Linked DNA regions of Homo sapiens: region 1 is linked to region 2. A link is an interaction called in ENCODE POLR2A ChIA-PET data of the cell type or tissue named here. Cell type or tissue: MCF 10A. All regions are shown on one strand.

Evidence for each region. Peaks named below come from ENCODE experiments on the same cell type or tissue, not always from the same donor. Only the 100,000 strongest peaks of a DNase experiment are listed, where the experiment ranks them.
Region 1: POLR2A ChIA-PET joins it to region 2 with 21 read pairs; 5 of 35 experiments call an interaction of 5 or more read pairs at or near these places.

Annotation. Positions count from the first base shown.
Region 1 is chr3:187,735,015-187,743,014 of GRCh38, reverse strand. The region is part of intron 1 of BCL6 (BCL6 transcription repressor); the gene reads left to right. Among named protein-coding and RNA genes, the nearest start is that of BCL6-AS1, 4.7 kb to the left of the region's middle. RefSeq lists enhancers at 825-1,324, 1,325-1,826, 3,919-4,898 and a silencer at 3,242-3,417. In MCF 10A, CTCF peaks have their summits at 797, 1,992 (motif pointing left), 2,908 (motif pointing left) and 4,032; DNase peaks (open chromatin) are centred at 764, 3,024, 3,974, 5,034 and 5 weaker places.
Region 2 is chr3:188,828,480-188,836,479 of GRCh38, reverse strand. The region is part of intron 9 of LPP (LIM domain containing preferred translocation partner in lipoma); the gene reads right to left. Among named protein-coding and RNA genes, the nearest start is that of TPRG1-AS1, 120 kb to the left of the region's middle. In MCF 10A, no CTCF peak of the experiment used is centred here; a DNase peak (open chromatin) is centred at 3,039.

The DNA.
Region 1 (8,000 bases), 1.1 Mb after region 2:
GGCAAGATCCATCAGGAGACAGGTATCTATTTTGCTCACTATTTACTACCAAGAGCCTTTGGCACTAGAACAGAACCTCGTAAATCTGCAGCCCAAGTTGAAGTTCATCTGGCCCTAGTCCACACGCTATTCCTGGAGGTAGCAAACATGAGCTCAAAGAAGAGAGATGAAATCACATTCTTGCTTTAAAATATATACTTTTTTAAAAAAGACGAAAAGATATTTGTCTCTGGGGGAGGAGGAAATGGCGAACAAGTACCAGGAGATGGGCATTCCCTTACTCTAATGACTGCAGTTGAGTCTTCAGGCCAAAATAGAAACCTGTAGATGGCAACTCTCTCTCCACCTCCCCGCCCCGCCCGCCACCCCAAGCTTATAAATAGAAGTTTCCAGTATCCTATTTGGAAGACTTTCCAATACTAGAGGCCGAAGCATTGGCTAGTTTTAAGGGTTGTTGATAGTGACAGTAAGGCTAGATGCTGTTCATAAAAACTGGGCGACTTGAAGGAGACAGCCAGAAAAAGTGGGAATTCTCCAATTGCCCCTTTCTTCTTTTCAGTTTTGAAGGGTTTTATACCAATGCTTTCTTGAAAAGACTAACTTATTCTGGGTTTGGTGGATAGGGATGGGACTCTAAATGCTTAAGTTGTCGTTTGCTGAGCCCTTGAAGAGTTCCAGTTATTGGTTGAGTAAATGGTAGCCACGGCTAGATGTCAAAACCCTTCCTTCCCTCTATCCCCTACAGGGTAATGACACTCACAACCCACTTTGTTGTGAAAAACTTAAGAGATATAGAGGAGGCGGTGCAGCAGCGCCACCCCTCGGTGGGTGAAACTATTGGCAAAAGTCAATTTTTGAAAAATATTGGGAAGTGAACTTATGAAACATTTTTCCCCCAGAGATTTAAAAAAAATAGGGGAGATAAAACTAACGGATAAAAAGGACTTTGAAGTTTATCAAGTAGGGAAGAAAAATGTTGCTTTCCAACTAGGATGGTGTTATAATAGGCAACGTGGTTCTAAGGTTTTTTTTTTTGGTGGGGGGAGGGTGCCTGGTTGATTTTAAGTAGAAGAGTTCTCCAGGCGGAGGTAGCCCGGCCTTCCCCTTGGATTGACTTCTCAGGGCATCTTAATTCTGCTGCCTGTCTGATACCGAGATAGTGAGGGATGTTTTGGTGTAAAACACCATAGTGGCTGGAAATGCTGTAGTTTTGCCGGCGGTGGCAGGACGTATGTGTAGGGGGTGTGTTGAGGAGGTTTGTGGATGGCGTGGAGCAATGGTAGGCTGGTCTGTAGCCCTCTGTGAATCAACATCGAATGGCGCGTGCCGGTTTCCAGCACTGCGCAACAAGTGGGACCGCCGCTGCCGCCGCGAGCACAGCGAGGGTGCAGCGTGGTGGCAGAACTGGCTGGTTTCTCTTTGCCCCAGTGGAAACCAGGAACGGCCCCTCCCAACCCTCCCGATGTCCACTCCGAGACCCACAACTTCACCAAAAGACCATACCCGACTCCCCACTCCCCCGCTTTGCCAGGCGCAGTGAGCCTGAGTGGGATCCAGCACTCGGCCCCCAGCGCCCCTTTCCTCCGAGAAGATCAGGAGTTTATTCCCGACTTTCTTTGCTGGATGACCAGTGTTTGGCAAGAATCTCTGCCAATACTGTCGAGTGCCATTCTGCCTTTTGAAGACAAGTGCACCTTCTTTCCCTTCCCAGTACATAAAGCTTTTCGGAGGCTGGGGGAGAAATCAACTTATGATACATGAAACCAGCTCCAGATACCGCGTTGTGGTTGCTAGAGGCGGGAGCATCGGGAGGAACGGAATTACATACACTAAATTAAATGTTTTCTAGCTTTGCTTTTAGAGGCAATCACACCCCCAACCCTCGCCCCCACCAGACAGAAAATAAAGAGGGGCGGGTAGGGATCGGTGTGGAAGCTGCGGCCGCGCGGCGATTCTCGGACGGGCTGGCCTGCCACCTAGCGGTGGGCTGAGATCGAGTTCGCGGCCATGGGCGGTGGGCTCGCCGTTCCACCTCCCGGGCGGCGGTACCCTGACCAGATGCTAGGACTGACAGAAGGAGGGCACCCTCCAATGGGGATGGCATACAACCTCCAAAGTTTTGGCAAGAGGGATGAAAATCAGAAAGGCCTCGCTGCTTGCCCATCACTCAGCGATGAGCATCTATTTGCACTAAGAAAAACCACAAATAACCCGCTTCGAACACACCATCTTCCTGTCCCTGTGGCCCCTCTTAGGGGAAGTCGGTAGTGGAAGGATGCCACCTAGGAGCTCAGGGGCTTTGGGACGTACAACTCTGTTTTGCAGTTGAGGAAACAGGCCCGACGAGGAGGCTTGTTAGTGGTGAGTTAGTGACTTAACCAGGACCAGATTTTAAGCTTCTGAATTTCATGTCAGTGACTGAAAGCCAAAGGCGGGTTTATCTCAGCTCCTTAGAAGTATTTATGAGAAAGGAGCGGCTGCCAGAACCATGAGTTTAACCTCTTAGGTCACCTTTGTTGCCAGTGTTCATTGGAAACCGCTCCCCAGCAGTCTTGGAGGATTTTTTTTAAAGAAAATATGGCCTAAGATTTTCGGTAATGACACGAAAAGCCCAGATGGTGCTGAAGGGTGTGGGTCTCGGAGCTCGGGGGTTTGCGTGTTAAGAGGGGGGTTAAGGCCTGGACCAAAGACTTGCAGGGCGAGCCTCGATTCTGAAATCGCTCTCTTCCCCTTCCTAACATCCTCTGCATAGTAGCCTGGCGAGAAACCGGGTGTGTGTGTGTGAGGGGGTGGGGGTCATGTGGATAGGCCAGAATTTGTGCCACAACAGTTCCTCCGTAAAGTTTTCTTTCTCCGAGCTCGTGACTTAAGATGGCAAACGCGCGTCCGCATGCTGGCGGCCCCTAGCGGCAGCAGGCGCGCTCTGCAGGGGGAGACAGCGCCGTCGCCCCCGCCCGGGTCGGCGGGGATCGAGTTCGGCCCCTCCCACTGCGGGAGCCGTCGGAGGCCGCGTCGGAGAAACGCGCCTCTGTTCGGACTGGAAACGAATCTGGGAACGAGTTTGAAGCGCGGTCAAGTTTGACTCATCGCTTTCCAAGGACAGTTAGTGCCTTCCATCTTCATTAACGTGAATAAGGACCTTGGCTGACTTCTTTCCAGATCGGATTTTTAAAGGCATTGTTTGCTTGAGGAGATCATGCTTCTCCCCTCCCCCGCCAGCCTTTTTGCAAAGGCTGAGCCCAGTCCAGCCAGGACGGCCGAGGGATCTCTGCTCCGGGACGCGATTTGCTGGCATTGTCTTCGGGCCCTTCTGGAAGGCTGTCTCGCGCTGAGCGTATGGGGAACGTCCCTTCTGCAACTCCTCTTCAGATCTTGATGATAAAACACATCCCTCTGTTTTATTGCATTTCCTAGAAGCTTGCAGGCTTGCAAGAGCACTGTTGGCAGGAAACGTGATAGAAATGAAAGTCAGGACACAATGTCCCCGAACACCTCGGTTATCCAAAGCGGCTGTCGAGGCCATCGCGTTATCAAATTCGCTTTTATTTACTGTCGTCTCCTGCACCCTCCCGTTCCCCAGCCAAGAGGGCGAAGAGTGTTTTCCCCCAAGAATAAAAACAGCTCCGCGATTTGACCTCACCCCCTGCCGCCGGACCACGGTGGTGTCTGCAGCCGTGCAGCTAGTTGGCTGAAACACTGCTGAGACCGGGAGCCCCACGGCAGGGCCCCTGATGCGGGGTTCACTACGGCAGTTGCAGCCTTATTAAAATTCCTTGTCCTTGTCCCTAAACAGTGCTTTACACTTTCAGATTTCCCTTTGGATTTTTCAGCGGGTTATTGGAGTTATTAGATTACCAATAATCCAACAGCCTCTGTAGCCTCTCTGGCTGGAGAGGAGGGGGGAAGGGCGGAAGGCATTCTCCAAATCGGGAGGCTCTGGCCAAACTAGGTCAATGGGAAGGAGGGGAGGGGCGAGAAAGGGGTTGACGGTTTCAAACCTTGATGGAGGGCTCTCTCTAGCGTTAGGCAGCGGTAAAAACACCATTCGGTTTGAGCTCCCGGAACCACGGGACTCCTAATTTCCAATAAATGCACTTACTTCATTTTAACTTCCCAGATTCTCATCCCTACCCCTTATTAAATCCCAACCGTCTCTTTCACCTTTATCCCACCGGGCGAAGGGGTGAGAAAGCCTCAATGTAGGATTTTGAGGCCAAAGGCTCGTTCTTTGCAGACCGACTCTGACCCTTCCGCTTGCCGCAGAAGGGATGAGCGGCGCAGTGTGACGCCACTGGCTAGTTTTAGGACCAGACTGCGGCCTTTGTGGCTGAGTCTTTCGCTGTCCCCTAGCCCCCGAAAGCGCACCCCGGAGCCTGCTACCGAGACCAATTAGGACATGGCACCCGGGGGTTATAATTCCCGGGAGGGCCACAGGAAGGCGAGGCAACTTTGGAGAGTGCCAGTGCGCGCGCAGGGGTCGGGGCCCCGGCCTTTGCCGAGTCCAAGCTGTGTCTCTACGGTTTCGGGGAAATCGGATTCGGAAATCCTTACGGCTTGGCAGCTCCTGTTCTAAAGACTTTGGGCGGAAACCAAGTGGAGCTGGGTTCCCGTTCTTGCCAACGTAGGCGGAAGGGGCTTTCTGTTTAGTTTTTCTCCAACCTTGCCTGGGGCGCCTATGATGGAGACCCTCAGCCCCTAGGGACTCCATCTTTTGACCTTGAAGTCTCGCTCAAACATTCCCCTAAAAGAACGGGGGTGAGGGAGAATGGAAGGCAAAAAGAGGGAAAAAAGCAAATAAACTTCGGAATCGGACAACTTAAAGTCTCGATATGAGCCTCGGATTGTATTCGAACTCCTGGGTTCTAGACCCAGCTCTGCTACTAACTTGTCTGACCTTCCCCATTTATAAACTGTTGTGGGTGAGAGGTGGGACTAGGTGAACTCTGAGAGCCCTGCACTCGGCGCGGACGAGGGATTTAGGGGAAAGTGTGCTGTATTCCCCGCGAGCCTTCCCCAGCGGCCCCGCCTCCCTGGGTGAATCCCCGGCGGCCAGCGCAGCGCAGGCAGCGATCCTGGCGGCTGCCGGGGCCGGCAGCTTCCTGGAAAGTTACTTCTTGTTGGAGCCGGCAATAGGCAAAGTGTGTTCTGTGAAATCCGCAGAGCCGAGATTGACTACGTTCCGGGAATGAGAGGGCTGTGTCATTCCCCTCATTGCCTGCTGCATTGACGGCGTAACAGGAAAAAAAAAAAAAAAAAAAAAAAGGCATACACACAATGTTAGCTACCGAGGTGCACCAAAAGTTTTATTTGAATGTAACTAAATTAAGGGCCGCCACGGTCATACCACAAAGCCTCCGTCGCGCCTTGCGGGGGGCTTCGAGGTGGATCGCCCAGGGGCGGGCAGTCCCTGGAAGACAGGTACGGAGTGGTCGGGGTGGGGTAGCGAAGTCTGCCTAGGCTTGCCCCGGCGCGCAGGGCTGGTGTTTGTGCTCTTATGTGTGAGCGAGAAAATGGGGCTTTCTGGTGCCAGCCCAGGGGAGGAGGGAGGAAAAGGATGGGGTCTTTTGTATTGGCTTGCTCTCTGGCTCTTAACCTCGCCTCTCCCTCTTCTCTCATTTTCTCTCTCTCTCTCTCTCTCTCTCTCTCTCTCTCTCTCTCTCTCTCTCTGTCGTTTCTGCTGTCTTCTCTCTCTCTTTGCTTTTTTTTTTTTTTGGTTCCTGTTTTCTTCTTCAATGGAAAGCTCTTTTAAAGGATCTGTCTTCTCAAGGAGCCTAGTTGGCTATGCACAAGGAAAGCGCCAAAAGAGCTAAAGGGAGGAAGGGAAGAGAAAACATTTAACTCTCCCATGGTGGTTACTGACCCAGCGTGGGTGCGGGGAGATTGGGATGGGAAGTCCAGGTCTGGGGGCAGCCAGCAGTTGTCAGTTTCTCATTGACAGCCCTGCTCCTTGGAGATTGTTTTTGTGGGTAGTCTTGTGTGTGGCATTGGTGGAATGGCTGAATCTAGGAGACGCGGCGTGTCCAGAACTTGCTGGAAATTGGTTTTGAGATTTTGGGCAAGGCCTCTCACCCGGAGCCTCAGTTCCCTCCCTAATAAAGCAGGGCTGTTATAAGGATAAGATGCAATCTTGAGGGGGTGGGAAAGGACTAAGAGCTCTGTAAAAATACAAACCAAATGCTGGTGGTGCTTCCACACCTGCGGCATTTGGGGTGGGGGTGGTGACAACATTGCCCACACTCAACCCACACACTCAGGAGTTGGGGGGGGCTGGTTCTTAAGACGAGTTGGCTTGCAAAGGAGTGAACTTGAGAAGGACCTGCGCCTCGTGTATGTACATTTGTTTTTGGCCAGGCAGAGGCTTACGGTGAAAAGCCCAAGGCCCAGCTGACAGTGGACACAGGGGAATTTGTTTGTTTGTTTCAATCCGCATCTGGAGTGAGTCATTGCCACTTGTCATGGTGAAATGGCAAATCTGGGCTTCCTGTGGTTCCAGAAGCCTGCGACTGGAAATCCACAAGCGAGCTGGTGGTTGAAGCTGGTTAAAGAACAGCCTAGGTATTCCAGAAGTGTTTGAGGATCCCTTCCATGAAGGAAGAGAGGAAAGTTTTTAAGTAAACCTCCCACTCCCATGTGTCTTCAGCTTTCTTTTGCAAAGGAGAAAATCCTTGAAGTTTGGTAAAGACCGAGTTAGTCTATCTCTCTTTGCCTATCTCGAGTTGGGCTGGGGAGAGGAGGAGATAGGTTCTTTTGTCTTTTTCTGTCTTCTCCCTTCCCCACTTCCTTCCCTCCAGTCCCCACTCACTCACATGCACACACTAACCTTGGAGCCGATGGGATTGAGTGACTGGCACTTGGGACCACAGAGAAATGTCAGAGTGTTTGGTTACAGACTCAAGGAAACCTCTCATTTTAGAGTGCTCATTTGGTAAGACTCAGCAGCCTGGAATGGGGCAAAGTGTTTGTGTGGGGGAAGGAACTTAAAAATGAGATTCACCCACATCAGGGTGCTGTCTTGCATGTTCTACAGCACGTAGGCTGATTTGGAAAGGGGACAGGAATTTGAGCCAGAAGACCTAGGGCCGGGTCACCAACCATGTACATGGCCCAACATGACCTTGTTGGCCTCAGGCCTCTTTACCCAGAAAATAGCTCTAAAAGGTTCTGCTTTTTTTTTTTTAAAGGGGGGAAGACAGTTCAAATATTGTTTTATTTTGCAGCCCACATTTGATCATAAATGAGGGTCTTACACCTGTGCTTTTAATGATTTTGTTTTAGAGAAGCCGGTTTGGAAGGAGGTACATATTTCATTAAATCTCTTCAAGGTTTAGTGCTCCCTGGCCAGTTCTCAGCTAAATCACATAGTTAAGTCTTTTACCAGCAGGGAGAAGCACAAACTTAGAAGCAATGGCATTCTGTCTGGTCTTAGACCCAGTAGGGAAGGGAGAGAACACTTTGAAAAAGAAGACAAAGGTTTTCAAGGAATACGTAGACATGACATCTCAGGCTGTGTTCTGCAGAGTCTATATTCAGTCTTAATGTTTCAGATGGGCAGGAAATACTGCCTAGCTGTTTGTCTTGAGCAAGCCACTTGAACCCCTAAGTCTCAGTTTCATCGCCAGTGAAATAAGGATAAAGATATTGGCCCTATCGTCCTTGCGGAATCATTCTAAGGCTTGAAAGATAATATTTTAGCAGGTTTTGAATGACGTCCAGTGGTTTTAGGCCACGGACGAATCGTTATTGTTAATGTTGACAGAACCATTTTTCTTATTTTTTCTTTCCCATAAACTCTAGTGGCCTTTGGATAGTATAAATTTTTTCTTTGAAGAAGGAAATATATGTATGTATGTATGTATAACTAATTAATGTATGCAATTGTACTCCCAGTACTCTGGATAAAAACATTATTATCTCATAGCTTCGGGTGCCTGTTGTTTCCGTAAGAGCAGAGCTGGAAAATGTTTGTTAGCTTGTGGTAAAACCACACCAGCTGGCAAGCT
Region 2 (8,000 bases):
CACACAGAAACAATAAGAGGGAACTCCATACAGGATTGGAAAGTTGACAAAGCTGAAACGTCATGGAATGCCAAATGTTTATCATATAAGGCTACGGCAAATACAACAGCCCCAAAACCTGCATCAATTATTGTTATAGAAATATGAATACCCAGGAATATGTCATGTTTGCCCACCTCCAAGCCTACAGACTAAAGGGAATAATCTTTTATGTTATGCTTAAAAAGACAACATCAAAGAGTTTAAGGCTCAAGATGTGGAGAAGCCATAGCTCACACAAAGAGAAATAAAAACAGTGGGCTGGCAGTCGATACATTTTTCATTACTGTCTTCTTCTTTAAAGAAAAGTAAAATAAACATTTCCTGCAGTTTTGAAAAGCCAAACATGATCCTACAATTCTGGACAGAAACAACATATAAAATTTATCTGAAATAAAAGGCAAAATTGCCCAAATGCATTTGTTCTAAATCCTGGCTGACAGGTATTCACAAGATCTATAATAAAGCCTTTGGTTCCTCATCAAAAATACAAAGAAGTACCCTGGAACAAGATGCACATCTGAGACAATTATAATGGTTTCCCTTCAAATGAAACTACTGTTTCTTTACATATAAAGACTGGGCAGAAGGCTTGTCCTTGATTCAGGAATTGCTACCTTATTTATGGACAGCTTCCCTGTTAGGTAAGAATGGGCACAGCCTCTCTGCCCATTCATAATTCCATTGATATCAAGGTAGAGACTTGTCACATCGTAGGGGCGTTCCTTTCTTGTTGCCACTACTGACTGCTCTGTGGCAGTCCTAACATGAGTCTTGCCCTATATCTCACTGCCTCATAGTGTATTCTTTTTATTTTTTTTGGAGATGGAGCCTCACTCTGTCACCTAGGCTGGAGTGCAATGGTGCAATTTTGGCTCACTGTAACCTCCACCTCCCGGGTTCGAGTGATTCTCCTGCCTCCGCCTCCCGAGTAGCTAGGATTACAGGCATCTGCCACCACCACCAGCTGATTTTTTTTTTTTTTGTATTTTTAGTAGGATGAGGTTTCACCATGTTGGCCAGGGTAGTCAAGTGATCCGCCCGCCTCAGCCTCCCAAAATGCTAGGACTACAGCTCCTGAGTAGCTGGGATTACAGGCGTCTGCCACCATGCCCAGCTGATTTTTTTTTTTTTTTTTGTATTTTTAGTAGAGACAGTTTTCACCATATTGGCTAGGGTAGTCTAGAACTCCTGACCTCAAGTGATCTGCCCCCCTCGGCCTCCAAAATGCTAGGATTACAGGAGTGAGCCACCGCGCCTGGCCATAGCTTATTCTTTAATAGTGTTATGACCCTGTGAATAATTATTTTATCTAACACTGGATTAAATTTGCCTTCTTGTGGGTTAATTGAAGGATGCAAATAATTGATATATGGGTCTGTTATCAAATGAGAACAGGCAGTAAGGAAAATACACTACTAGGTAGAAGTTACTTCTGCCACAAGCTCTTCCCAGGACATTCAGAGGTCGTTCCTCTCTCAGAGATCAGTTAGCTCATCTATAAAATGGAAGGCTAAGATGAATTTTGTCATGCTCTATGAACTGTAAAACTCATTCATCTCCAAACCATTGGACATAATTCATCTGTAAATTGGCAGCTGCTGACATGGATTTTCACTGATTACCTAAATCATCATACGTGGTGTCCCAGATGCTATGGCAAGATCTAGGATTGCATTATTTGGTCCACGAGACATGGAACCTAAGAACATTAATTCATTTCAGAAATAAAGAGTTAAGGAATGTCAGCTTTCTGCAAGGCCTTGTGCTAGGCACTGAGGTTGTACTGAACAAGACAAAAAGGTTATCTGTATCGCAGGAACTCACCACCTGGTGGCGGAAACTGAGGAACTGAATGGAGAAATTAAAATTTTCACTGGTGTGTTGTGGTTAGTTGGTGAAGAGGATCAAAGATGAGAAAGCAGGCAACTTCCTTGGTGGGGAAGGCTGGTAGCACCACATCTGAACCACTGCAATAGTCACCCAATGGAACGTCAAGGAACCAGGCTCAGAGAGTTCACACTAGCATCAAATTAGCACTGGACCTCAGGCCTAGATTGGAAAACCAAAACCAAGATCAAACAAAACACACCAAAAAAAAAAAAAAAAAAAAAAACACCCAAAAAGAAACAAAAAAATCCTAAAATGGTAAATAATAAGTTTGATGAAAACAAAGATACAAATTGCAGCACCAATAGCACATTTCTATATGTTCCCGCCACTTGATATCAAAGCAGCATGTATTATCATGCTGGCAGGAGAATAGAGTGTGCACAGACAAAGGAAAACATTCAGACCAAAGGGGAAGAAAACTTTGTAGGACCAAGTATCAAAGGCTATAGAGTTGGCTGGCTGACTGAAAATTTCCTAATCTAAGTTTTTAAAAGGAAACTTTTGTGGAAGATTTTGGTTTTAATAATGGGATCTTGGTCTTGTTCTTCCCGAAGCAGGCAAAATAAACTTACAATAAAATGGGGATGCTTTAATAGTAATGTGAACAGTGTAATATAAACAGATATATAAAATACACCCTGAAAAATACATATATGAAAACTTATTTCTTTCTTCCAAATGAGGAGAATCAAAACATATAAATAGTTTACGTTAAAAGAATGAACAGTCCTTGCTGGGACATCCTTGAATGGATAGATTCAACATCCTCATAATTGCTCAGGCTCTTGGGGATTAATTTAATTCTTGGTGGTTCGTGGTTGTAGGGAAACTCTAAAGAAAATAAATGAATTTGAGGCTGACTGAGAGTGCAAAGTGGCTGGATTTGTAAGTGAAGACATTTTGCTTAGTGAAATCTTTCGTCAGATACACTGCCAAGGCTCTAACAGCCCTTCAAGAAGAGAGAAGCATGTCCAAACCAGTTTTGCCTGCAGACAGAGGGATGCTAATTGCTTTACTCAGATTCTCTTAAACCTTCTTGCATGCAGAAGCATCAAAATAGCCAAGCTGTATACACCGCCTCTAGGATCCAACGCTCCACCTGCAGAAAGGAATTCAAGTTTCAACTCTGTCTCACTGGCATAGGTTTGCTTTGGTGCCTAATTAGCAACTAAGTTTGATGACAACATAACTGGCTCTAGGGGATTCTTGTTCCTACCAAACAAAACAAAAAACAAATTCCTGAAGCAAGACCTGAAATGTACCATGGGGAATTCAGAATCAGTGATGCAATTCCAAACTGGGGCTGGTCTCCTCTTTATCTCTGCATCAGCAGTTTCCCTGGAGAGCCTGTCTCCCTCAGTGTGGACCAGCTTTGACAAATATTTACTGACAAATGACTATTATTTTAATAATAATCATCATTTGCAATCATTTGCTGACTTACAGCCAACAAACACTGTCATAGATGCTGTCTTACTTGATCGTCACAACTCTGTGAAGCAAGCATGCAGAGCAGGGCTCATTAAGTTATTTAACTGGGTGAAAGTTTGCACTGATGCCAAGTGGTAAAGCTGGGAGCAAACGATCCAGTGTTATCGACTTGCCAGATACATTTTCCTCCAGTCCTTTTGTCATGAAGGAGGCAGACTTGCAACTGTTAGAATGGCACTGGGATGGTTCAGGACCAAGAAAACCAGGAACCCCTCACCAGCCTACCTTGAAATCCCTGGCATGTCCTAGGCTCCCGCTGAAGACCACAGCTGAACTTGACAACATGCAAGCCTCTGTAATACACACATGGTTGCCCTGTGAAATGGAAGTTCCTTGCCACTGAAGATGGTGAAGCAGAACCCTGATAACCACCTACTTGGAAAACTATAAAGGGGACTCTTTTATTGGGTGGGAGGCTTTTCTAAATAGCAGCTGTCTAGAAAACAGTAAAGGGTATTATTGTATTAGGTTTTGATTGTTGGCTAACAATCTCAGTGGCATAAAACAACAAACATTTACTATCTCACAGTTTCTGAGGGCCCAGGCATGACTCTGGCTGGGTCCTCCACTCGGAGTCTTACAGGCTGCAATCAAAGTGTCAGCTGAGTAGCATTCTCATCTGGAGGGTTGGCTGTGGAAGAATCTTTTCCAGGCACATTCAGATTATTGGCGGAATTCATTTCCTTGTGGGTATGTGAGTCAGGATCCTAGCTTTTTGTTGGCTGTCTGCTGGAAGCTGTCCTTAGCTCCTAAAGGTTGCTCACAGCTCCTTGCCTCATGAGCTTCTCTCATATGGTCACTTATTTCCTCAAGCTGTCAAGGAGAGTCTCTCTATCTGCTGAGATGGACTCGTATATCACAACATGTAATCATGGTAAGTTACACCCCAACACCTTTGCCTTCTTCTATTGATTAGAAGCAAGTTACAGATTCACCTGCACTCAAGGAGAGGTATTACACAGAGATGTAAACACCAGGAGGCAGGGGTCATTGGAAGTCACCCTAGAGCCTGTCCTCCACAAGTATCTATGTAGAAAATTTAAGGTCCTATCCAACTTGCTCTTCCAATATCCCAGAATAAATACTACACCTTCCCACCTACTGAAGTCTCATTAAAATCTATGGGACACATATATAGCACATCTTTATGAGATCCTCTGTTAATTGTTCTGAGGGAAGGAGGTGGTATAGCATACTCAGAAAATGGAGGGCTTAGCCCATATGGCAACAGTCATCTTTATGATACATGTTAAGGTACATGTAGGGAGAGAGAGCTGATTGAAAGTCAGAAAACTTGGGTTCTCATCCAGTTCTCCTATAGACTCACTGTGTGATCCTGCACAAGTTATGTCTAAAATATTATAATTTCAAAATTAAGGTAAAGGAAAATCCAAGAGTACTGAGAGATCTCTTTAACCTGGGTGTCCACTCAATCTATGCAGTGTACATGGAACACCGGAAAGAGCCTGGGTGGCCAGGCCTGCAGGGTTATCTCCTTGTCCTCCAGGCTCCCTGCCTTGAAAGTGTATCCTTGTTATATGCTACAGAGGGGGAAGCACCCAGCTAGAGACCAAAAATGTCACTTTAAATTGAGGCAAGTGGGACTGGGCTGAGACCTGGTTGGCTCAGACCAAAAAGGATCAGGACTTTCTAGCAGCTGTTGGGGCAACTACTCCTAGGAGACTCCTCTCTCTCCTAACTGCTGGGACTGAACCCTTTGAGCCCCAGTGCTTGATTTTGCTCTCCAGATAAATGTCTAGGTATGACCACGCTGCTCTCAGTCTTTGCACTCTTGCTGGCTTCACACTTATAGTGGTGTCATCATGTCTTTGGGGATGAACTGCTCAGTTCCTCCTTCTCCATCTTTGCCAACTCCAGTGATTTGGACCAGAATACATTAAAATATGGAACTCTTACCAGGCGCCATCTCCTGGTAGACCATGGCAAACATAGCAGAATGATAGAGAAATCTTGGCATCCCCCCACAGATTAGCTTTATAATTCAGCCTACAGATCTTTGCTACAAATATTACTCAATTTAATAATCCAGAAGTCTATTGAGCACCTGTTGTAATATACACAATACTACAGGATTGAGATTTCACAAAAACTCTATGCAATTTCAATATTTCCAAGTCTCAAAGGACAGTTAATTTGTGAAGCAACAGTCAGCTGGACTCAACAACAATCCAGGGTAAGCACACAATGTAAATGAATTTCTGCAGTGTCCAATAAACTCGGCCCATAATGCTGAGCTTCTTACTATGTAATAGGAAAAATTGACATGTCAGCTCTGAGCATCACTGAATTTTATAGGTAGATGTGGAGACCTCTTGGATTTTCTCAGTGTATAGAAAGTTGTCCCAAAACATAACCTTCTTCCCTATTTCCTAAGTGTGTTTGTTCGTTCGTTGGGGGTGGGTGTGGGGAAGCATTTTTTTTTTTGTTTTTTGAGACGGAGTTTCACTCTGTTGCCCAGGCTGGAGTGCAGTGGTGCAATCTTGGCTCACTGCAACCTCTGCCTCCCAGGTTCAAGCGATTCTCCTGCCTCAGCCTCCGAGTAACTGGGACTACAGTCACGTGCCACCACACCTGGCTAATTTTTTGTACTTTTTTAGTAGAGACGAGGTTTCACCGTGTTAGCCAGGATGGTCTTGATCTCCTGACCTCGTGATCTGCCCGCCTCAGCCTCCCAAAGGGCTGGGATTACAGAGCCACCGCGCCTGGTTGAGCCTTTTTTTTTTTTTTTTAAATAGTGCTTACTCTTTTTTTCAGCCTATAAGTTTTAATAATTAAAAATGAGTTTCCGCATTCTATATTCTTTACAATCAATGTAAAACCTCACTCATGCTTGGAAATTCTAAAGATCTTTTGTTTTGTTTGGTGTGTATGGAAATTACATAAAATGTCCATTTCTATCTTTCACACAGGGACGCCATCAGCCATTATATTTTCACAGAGCTTATTTCATATCTCTTACATTTATACATGATGATTTAGATGATTTATACTTTCAAAAGTTTCTTAATATATCTTTTTTTTTTTTTTAATGAGATGGGGCTTCACTGTGTTGTCCACGCTGGTCTGAAACTCCTGGACTGAAGTGATCCACCTGCCTCAGTCTCTCAAAGTGCTAGGATTATAGATGTGAGCCACCATGCCCAGCCAATGTATCTTTTAATCTTCAAACTATCCCATGTGTCCGGGAGGGCAAGAGTTACTGTTTTACAGAAGTAAAAAAACCCTGAGGCTTCAAGGCACTATTCAGGGTCACATGGTGAGTAAGTAGCCAAGCTGGGGTGAGGACTCAGGTCATTCAACTGCTAAGTGTGAACTTTTTCAAACCCAGTATGTATATTGCCCCAGATAATAGGATTTCAGGTGTCGACGTGGCCAATTTTAGCCACATATACTTGGATTCTTTCATTCCCCCTCTCTGAGCTTCTGATTCCTTATTAGTAACATGCAACTGGTAATATCTGAAGTTTGTACCTCACACAGTGACTCTAAGTATCAAATGAAAAGATGTATGACATTGGGTCTTCAACTGCAAAGTGTTAAACATTTGTATAAGAGTATTATGACTAGGGGTATGGGGCATGCATAGAGGTTTTAGGAGGTGAGTGGGTGACTCCCACTGGACAGAAATGGTTAAGATCGTGTGTAAGTGGAACGAGGCTATGGGAACTGGCCTTGTAGATCATAGTAACTTGATCTGTGAGAAGATTCCCATGAAGGGACAAAGGATAGGCAGGTCATTGAGACAAGGACCATTAGTTCGGTATTCCCGTAAGAGGTGGGAAGGTATGGTGATTAATAGGCGAGGAGAGGCGGTGGAGGGAATATAGCTCTTCTTCTGATGTGATACAAAAATGACAGGAATTAGAGAAGAGTTCCAAAAATGAATGCTAATATAAGATGATTGTGCTTAGAAGAACAGTATCCCATTTGTTTCTCATTCAGCAGCCAAACATAAAATCTCTGATGTGCTGGGCACAATGGGGGGTATAGAGATAAATGAGAGGTGGTCTTTGCCGATAAAAGATCACAATCTAGTAGGAGAAAGAAATACCGACAAAACTATAGATATTTTGAGAAGCATGTAATACTAGAGGCACGAAGTCAGATAATGCTATATACATAACGCATACATATATTCACACTATATATTACATACATAATACCTAAAACACAATATATAATATTGTTTAAATAACAAACGTGACAATCACTATATTTATAGGAGACAGGCCCGAGGTAATGATTGTGTTACATGTGTCATCTCATTGAATCCCTGCAACAACCCAAGGAGATACTAGTTTCCCTAATGACTCTTGATAAACAGACAAGAAAACTGAGGCTCAGGGAGTTCTCTTAACCTGCCCAGGTCACATGACTGGGAAGGATGCAGCTGAGTTTTTTTTTTTTTTTTTTTTTTTTTTGAGACAGAGTTTCGCTCTTGTTGCCAGGCTAGAGTGCAATGGCGTGATCTCTGCTCTCTGAAACCTCCACCTCCCGAGTTCAAGCAATTCTCCTGCCTCAGCCTCCCAAGTAGCTAGGATTACAGGTGCCCGCCA